3 separate regions of the Mus musculus genome follow, and regions 1 and 3 are each linked to region 2. A link is a loop called in an ENCODE intact Hi-C map of the cell type or tissue named here. Cell type or tissue: gastrocnemius. All regions are shown on one strand. Region 1 has its middle 23 kb from the start of Hibadh. Region 2 overlaps Jazf1 (JAZF zinc finger 1). Region 3 overlaps Jazf1 (JAZF zinc finger 1).

Region 1 (2,500 bases), 260 kb after region 2:
GGTTTTCTTAGCGTTGATTGTCTTCTCACATGTCGCATGATGTGTCACAAGAGTGTGACTCCACTCTGTTCCCTGAAGCTCCAAGATGCTGTTCATTCTCCACGTATCACAAAACTAGATGGGTGGGTCAGGGAGGAGGGCAGATCTAATCGTTCTTAGTGCTTCATCTCTATGACCATTCTCTGATCCAGAAGTAGATATATGACCCAACTGGGGCAATTAAGGGTCCTTCCTGGGGATAATTAAATGGGATTGAGAACGTTGTAATGAAGTTGACAAAACACAAAAGTGTTCTTTTTGTCAGATTTCTTATGGCAAGTGGAAAACAATGGAGGTTCATGCCATCTCATGAGGAACAGAGCCTTGCAGGCCACTCAGACAAAACGAACAGTGAAAGGCAGAAGGACATGGGACCAGTGCTGTGTGGCTCAGCAAGTAGAGGCTCATAGCCACCAAGCCTGACAACTTGAGTTTGATCCCAGGCCCCACATAGTAGAAGGAGAGAACAGCCATACTATGACTTGCACACACAAATAAATAAGTAGATAAATAAACAAACTCAACAAGATAGAAAGATACAAATAATAAGGAAGGCTTGAGCTTCTCCAGCCTTGGGCCAATCAATATTCAGAGACACTAAGACAGAGAGAGGTTCCTTGTGGTATACAGATGACAAAACCTAAAACTCAGATATCAAAATTGTCTCAGCGTTTAGAAAGCTAAGGCAGATGGATCATGAGCTTAAGGTTAGCTTGGACTGTAGAGTGACATCCTCACATGAAGATCTTGACTGGGGGTGCATCTCAGTGGTTAGTGTTCATCTGGTATGCATACACCCTGATCTCAGTCCCCAGCACTGGGCAGTTAAAGAGGGGGGAGGGGGAGGGGCGGTAGAAAGAGAAGTTGTCAGAACAGATGTCACCAGAGGAGCCTGTTTATATAAATTCCAAGCATGCAGAATACTCATGAGCCTTTTGAACTCGGCATTTCCTGAACAGAAAAGAGCTACATGTAAGCCGGTTAAGGAACTAGGCTTGTGGAAGAGAAGTATGTGGGTTCACTGGGAAGCTTTGCAAGATTGAGGACAGTAAGTGGGGTGCTCAATGGTGGGAGTGGAAGGGTAGAAGGGTACTTAGGCAGCAGCGACACCCATGTTTCAATAGTGCCACCATGTGGCTGTGATACCGGAGTAGTTTGGCCCCAGCCACTTTAGTTAACAGAGGTGAGTCTCTGGGTTTCCTCTTCTGGAGGGATTACAAGGAAGGCTGATCAATCAATGACAGTCCTTGAGGTCCATGTCTGTCTTAGACCGGGTGATGGGGGATGACTAGAGGAGGATTGGAAAGGAAATTACTAAGGAGAAAGGCATGATTTTGGCCCCAGAAAAGTTCTCTTTGAATCACAGTATCATTTTGTCTCCCAGATTGGAGGAGCAGGGCTTATGAGCCATAGTATACTAGACTTGGCTTGTACCAAGTTTCGAAAGCTGGTTATAAAATTTTAGGAATTTTGCAAGCTGGTTGTTAAAACCCCGTAGAAAAATAAAATACACATGTCAGATTTAATGACAATAGATTTATGGGGGAAAGCGCACAGACTAGGATGCAGCTCCAGTTTTCAAATCGTAATTCATTGCAGCCAGATGTTGGCCACAGAAACACAAGTTTGGCAAAAACAGAAAAACCAAACACACAAACAAACAACAAACAACAGCAAAAACAAACCCCAAGTGCATATATATGTATGTGTGTGTATATGTTTACATTATAAGATTTCTAATAAACTTACATATAGAAAGGCAAATAGATACATAAGTGTATGTGCGTACACTTTTCATGAAGAGATCACTTCAACATTTACTATTCCATCACTATGTTTAGGTTCTGTTTACTATGAATTGCTAATAATGCAATGTAGCAAGCAAATAAAATAACAACAGAATATGAGTAATACAGCATTTCACCGGACTCACTTCCAAACTAGCAGGGCTCCATCCTGAGTCCTGAGTCATCCTGTGTTCTAGTCATTTCCCTCTTATGATGCTCAGATGCTTGAGCATTTGGTTCTAAGTTGGAGATGCTGTCTGGGAAGGTTTGAGAAATGTGGCCTTGCTAGTGGAGGTGTGTCCATGAAGAAACCTCAAACCATTTCCAGGTCCCTCTCTCTGCTTCGTGCTGCCAGTTGAAGATGCGAGGATTCAGCTTTCTGCTCCTTTTGGCATGTTTGTCACTTGCTACTATGCCTGTCCACCAAAGCCAAATTAAACTTCTTACTAAGTTGCCTTGGTCATAGTTTATCTTATCAGGGCAACAGAAAATCGACTAATAGATGTATGAGTGCTTCTAACTGAACTGTTTGGTATGATAGCACGCACTGTAAGCCTAGCATCTGGGAAGCTGAGACAAGAGGACTGTGCAGCCAGCCTGGGCAATATAAGCAAGACCTCATCTAAAAACAGCCCACGCGCTAATAACAATTTTAAAAGGTTCATGCTGTTACT
Region 2 (2,500 bases):
TCAGACATAGCTTTGTACTAACCAAGAATTAGGAAGTGTTTTATGAATGGTAAAATATGGAAAGAAACCTTTAGGTTATAATTATTTACAGTATGAATCCTGGTGCCATTTTTTAAAAAATACTAGAGAAGACTAGAAAGAAGTGTACAGCAAAGTGCACAGACTGAACTTTTGGACCGTTCATTGTAGGGTCCTTGTTTCTCATAGTTTTCTAGATTTCCTACTTTTTAAGTAGATATTTTTTAAGCAGCAAAATAAGTGTAACAGTTTAAAACCAAAAACAACAATAAACCAGTGTGTTGGTGGCAGCCGATTTGCGGTTTGAGACCACGGGCTGTGGGAGCTCAGGGGTTGCTGGATGAGCCCAGCGCTCCATGTGCTCTCCAGGCATTCCCGTGTCCACTGTACACATGCTCCTAAGGTCATCCGAGGCAGTGGCCTTCCCTGTCTCTGCACTGCCCCCGCTCTCTAACTAATAGCTACCATCACTACCATGTCTGTGTTCGTCGTATGTTCTGACTCTCCAACAACTTCATTCATTCCTCACAACCACAATAGAAGCCCTGGTTTCAAAGGAGGAAGGGTTTGAAGATTCTCAGATGGTTATGGCATATAAATCAAATCCTGTCTTGTCTGACTCCAGAGGTAGGTAGCTTTGCCCTCACAGGCCTCAAACTGTTGTACTAAAGACCAACTGCCATCCACTACATTGGAGCCTTTCTGGGTCCCCTCTCAAGTCAGCTGCCCTCTAGTTCTTTGCTTTGTGATGCTGGGGCCGTTCGTTCCTGTTGGCATGAGCCATCCAGAGTCCACCAGGATCCCACGAGTGCTTCGAGTACAGCCAGTGCTCAGCATCATATGGGATCCTGCAGGACGGTGATTGCTGGCCCGCTTCCATCACTGTGGAGCCCCAGGGTATGGTTGTATAAAGAAATTTAATTTTGAAATTCCAAAGACTCATGTTAGGTTTTTCTTTATTTCCTCCTTACTGCTCTTAGAATTCATGAGGGGGCAGGGTTGACTGGTACTCGGGGGCCCCAGGTGCAGTTTTAAAACAACCAACAAGCTTTAGTAACTCCTGCCCAAGTCTCAGGTGCCAGGTAAGTGTTCAGCGGAGAGCTGCAACTGCTTGAAAACTGTCACTAAGAGTCCTCTGTTGGAACGAGTGTCACCAGCAAGCTGTGACCAGATTCTCTTGATTCTTATCTCCTGGTGGGAAACAGTGAACTTGTGGTTAAGAAAACGTTTGTGTTTCCATGCCTTAAAGTTAAAAAGTAGTTATACATGCATGTCAATGTCATGAAGCCTGTGGCCACAAGGTGTCACTATGGCACCAGTCTGGATGTCAGAATTAAAAGTGTGCCTCTGGTTCTAACTCCTGAGAAGCCCAGTTATTGGCTCTCCTGCCAGGGCCTTGCACACTACAGCATTAGCTATGTGCCACGTGTCCCTGCACACTTGTCATGTAGCTCCACAGCAAGCTTTTCCTACACTCTCCAAATTAAACTACTTTCCTAGTTCTTACTTATACCACACATAACCCTGAGTCCTCCTATGTCAATTCTATATCAACATATGTATTCAAGTTTTCACAAAATTATATGAATTATAGCATAGTTTAATCTCTTCCCAAAAAAGGTTTTGATGGGATGGGAGAAAATGATATCTGCTAACAATTACTAGCCTTGCCCCATCCACAGTGTGCCCTCCTCCTCTTCCTTTTTTTCTAGCTTAACCCATAGGAAAAGAAACCTGAAACATACTCGCCAAGCAAAGGTGGGCATGGCACCTGAGGGAAAGACTATGTACTTGCAGAGGCTTCATGGGCAGCATCCAGAAGGTCATTTCCTCTCGAAGTGTTAGGCAGATTAGAACAGCTCTTTACTGTGGAAGGATGAACCCACCGTCAGCCTCCTTCCCACAGTCAACTAACAAAGTAGCAGCAGAGCCTGGATTTGGACTTGAGTCTGTTTTTCCAAAAAGCTGGTGGGGAAAGAAGCCATGTCATTGTTGTTCAGATGTCCATATCAGAAAACAAACCACGGGAGCCTTAAGACTCCATCCCAGAGCTGGGCTCACACCTATAATTGCAGCACTCAGGCAGACTGCTGCAAACTCAGGCCCAACCTGGTGTACATGATGAGTTCTAGATCAACCTTCACTATAAAGTAAGACCATGCTTCAGACAGACACACACAAATCCAATCAAGCATTTGCTCAAACGTTTGTTGAACAAGAGTTCTGGCTATAGCACAGGGACCACATTACGAATGTTACACCAACTTATTCATTCTCTTCCCATGAGAGACTAAAGTCCATGGTGCATTGCGGGTGCGGGGGTAGGACATTGACATACAAGTTAATGAGGGCGGTGGGAGGGTTGGCTGGGGGGACTGCCCACACAGGGGAAGGCTCTATGCAAGCTCTAGCTGCAGCTCTCCTAGAGCTAGCTGTTCCTTAGATCAACCTGAAATCTATTGAGTGGGTGTTGCTAAGGTAA
Region 3 (2,500 bases), 76 kb after region 2:
CTCTCCTGGGGGGTAGCCTCCCTATCCCTCTGAGAACCCACAGTAATATGGACTTCATTGTGGGATTCCTTGAAAACTGATTTGAGGGAAAGAAAATCTAGTTTCCAGAAGTGGATCTGACCAGTATCTGACTCAGTATCCTAGGATTCTGAACAGCAAGTCGGATGTTCCTATAGAAAGTGGAAGGATGCATTCTTCTGCCTTGAAACCCTACCTCTACTGCCTCCTGCCACTAAGCCTGAATCTCAAATCCCCTATGGTCCAGGTTCATAAGTACACTACAAAGGATGCCAGGCTAAAAGGATGCTTGAACTCCTTGTCCCAAGAGCATCCTCTTAACCACGTAGTTCCCTAGCCTTCAGCATCCTTGTCTGTAAAATGAGCCTCCTAATGCTTTTCTTATATGAAAGCCACTAACCAAATTGTGTGCACCATGGGGCCTTTATCTGCATTGACAGATTCTTTGTGGAATGTGTGTTACTTGCAAACTAATGAATGAGATGTCAGATGACAGAATACTGAGCTTGTGGTTTTGATATCGTGAAGTCTTTTGTTTTTTTTAACTAGTGGGGCCCTAATACAGCCTTAGCAAAAAGTCGGCTACCTTCTTAACATACACAGCCAGAAAGGCTAGTCTCTTATTAGGCTGAGGGGAAAGGGGAAGCCAGATCCTGAGCAGCTGTTTTGCCATCTTTCTTACAATGTTCCGGTAAAGGTACACCCAAGGATTAGAGGCCATGGGGCTGAGCTTGCAGATCTGCTCATGCCACACTGCGATGGAGCTCATACAGGGCTCTGGTCCCGTTGTGATAATGCTATGAGATGTCATCCTCCAGATCCCCAGTCATGTCAGCTGGCACAAAGGAGCACTGATACATGCCATACTGTCCCCAGACCAGCTTCCCTTGACCAAGTGGTGGCATCAATTCCTTTTTGAGACTTATCACTTAATGCTCAGCTTTCAATGTGTGCTGGATAGATTTATATCAATTTAACACAAGCTAAAGTCATCTGCAAGGAAGCAACTTCAAATAAGAAAATGCTTCCACCTCTCTCTGGCGACAGCTGTCAGCCAAGATGGGTACATACAAATACATCCAGGAGCTATGGAGGAAGAAGCAGTCCCATGTGATGCTCTTTCTTATGAGGGTCCGCTGCTGGCAATACCGCCAGCTCTTTGTGCTGCACAGGGCTCCTGTGAAGTCCGAGATACAAGGCTAAGCAAGGTTATGTCATTTACAGGATTCGTGTCCACCTTGTTGGTTGCAATTGCACAGTTCCTAAGGGTGCAACTTACAGCAATCCTGTCCATCAGGGTGTTAAACAGCTGAATTTGCCCAAAGCCTTGAGTCTGCTCTGAGAGAGCTGGATACCATTGTGGGGTGTTGAGAATCCTGAATTCCGACTGGGTTGGTGAAGATTCCACATGTAAGTGTTTTGAGCCTGTCCTCATTGATTTGTTCCAGAAAGCTCTCAGAAGAAATCCAGACACCCAGCGGGTCACCAAACCAGTTCACAAGCACAGGGAGATGTGTGGGCTGCCATCTGCTGGATGCAGAGGCATGGCCTTGGAAAGGGCCACAAGCTCTAAATCCCTAGGGGATTTGGTGGCTCTTTGCTGTGCAGCCTGGGGAAGGCGCAATACTCTGCAGCTCCACCATTACTGCTAATACACGGATATTGTAAAATTCATACCCAATAGACAGTTTAGGACCAAAAAAAAAGTCTCTAACATGTCTCTATGCCTATATTGCATATTCTTAATTTGTGATGAGTTGGGAGGGCCCAGCCCATTGTGGGTAGGGCCGTCCCTGGGCTGGTGGCCCTGAGTTCTATAAGAAAACAGGCTGAGCAAGCCATGAGGAGCAAGCTGGTCTGCAGCGCCCCTCCATGGCCTCTGCATCAGCTCCTGCCTCCAGGATCCCACCATTCCTGAGTGCCCGCCCTGACTCTCTTCAGTGATGAGCGGTATTGAGGAAGTGATGTATTGAGGAAGTGTAATTGAGGAAGTGGTGTATTGAGGAAGTGTAAGCCAAACAAACCTTCCCTCCCTTACTTGCTCTTGGTCATGGTGTTTCATTACAGCTACAGTAATGAAATATATAGGAATATAGGTTCCCGAGTATTGTAGAAAATTCTTCCTCAACACCAAGAGCCACCCAAGTGTCCGTTCAAAATGAAGATACTGTGCCTCCAGTGGCCGGGATAGTTGGGGTCTCCTCTGATGGGAATTTAGTTTACTATTCACAAATAATGCCTAATAGGCACATATGCCAAAATACCTATGTACAACCAAACCCTGCTAACCTGTAAAAGCGTGAGATGTTTATATGCTAATAATCCTCTTATTGTCTAAAGCATCTGTTGAGAGGAGGAGGAGGCTCACTGTGTAAGAGTGTTTGCTGCAGGAGCATAACTGAGTTCAGATTCACAGGCAAGCAGGATCTCCTGAGTTCTGTGAAAGACGATCTCAAGGGACTGAGGTGGTAGTGATAGGACA

Evidence for each region. Hi-C counts contacts between places; a loop is a spot of excess contacts. Peaks named below come from ENCODE experiments on the same cell type or tissue, not always from the same donor. Only the 100,000 strongest peaks of a DNase experiment are listed, where the experiment ranks them.
Region 1: a loop joins it to region 2, with 4 times the contacts of the local background. A loop is called at or near these places in 16 of 42 quality-filtered maps.
Region 3: a loop joins it to region 2, with 6 times the contacts of the local background. A loop is called at or near these places in 26 of 42 quality-filtered maps.

The regions. Positions count from the first base shown.
Region 1 is chr6:52,661,848-52,664,347 of GRCm38, reverse strand. No RefSeq gene overlaps it. Among named protein-coding and RNA genes, the nearest start is that of Hibadh, 23 kb to the right of the region's middle. In gastrocnemius, a CTCF peak has its summit at 1,155 (motif pointing left); no DNase peak of the experiment used is centred here.
Region 2 is chr6:52,918,051-52,920,550 of GRCm38, reverse strand. The region is part of intron 1 of Jazf1 (JAZF zinc finger 1); the gene reads left to right. Among named protein-coding and RNA genes, the nearest start is that of Gm52903, 53 kb to the right of the region's middle. In gastrocnemius, no CTCF peak of the experiment used is centred here; DNase peaks (open chromatin) are centred at 884 and 1,340.
Region 3 is chr6:52,842,279-52,844,778 of GRCm38, reverse strand. The region is part of intron 2 of Jazf1 (JAZF zinc finger 1); the gene reads left to right. Among named protein-coding and RNA genes, the nearest start is that of Gm52903, 23 kb to the left of the region's middle. In gastrocnemius, a CTCF peak has its summit at 1,558 (motif pointing left); a DNase peak (open chromatin) is centred at 1,530.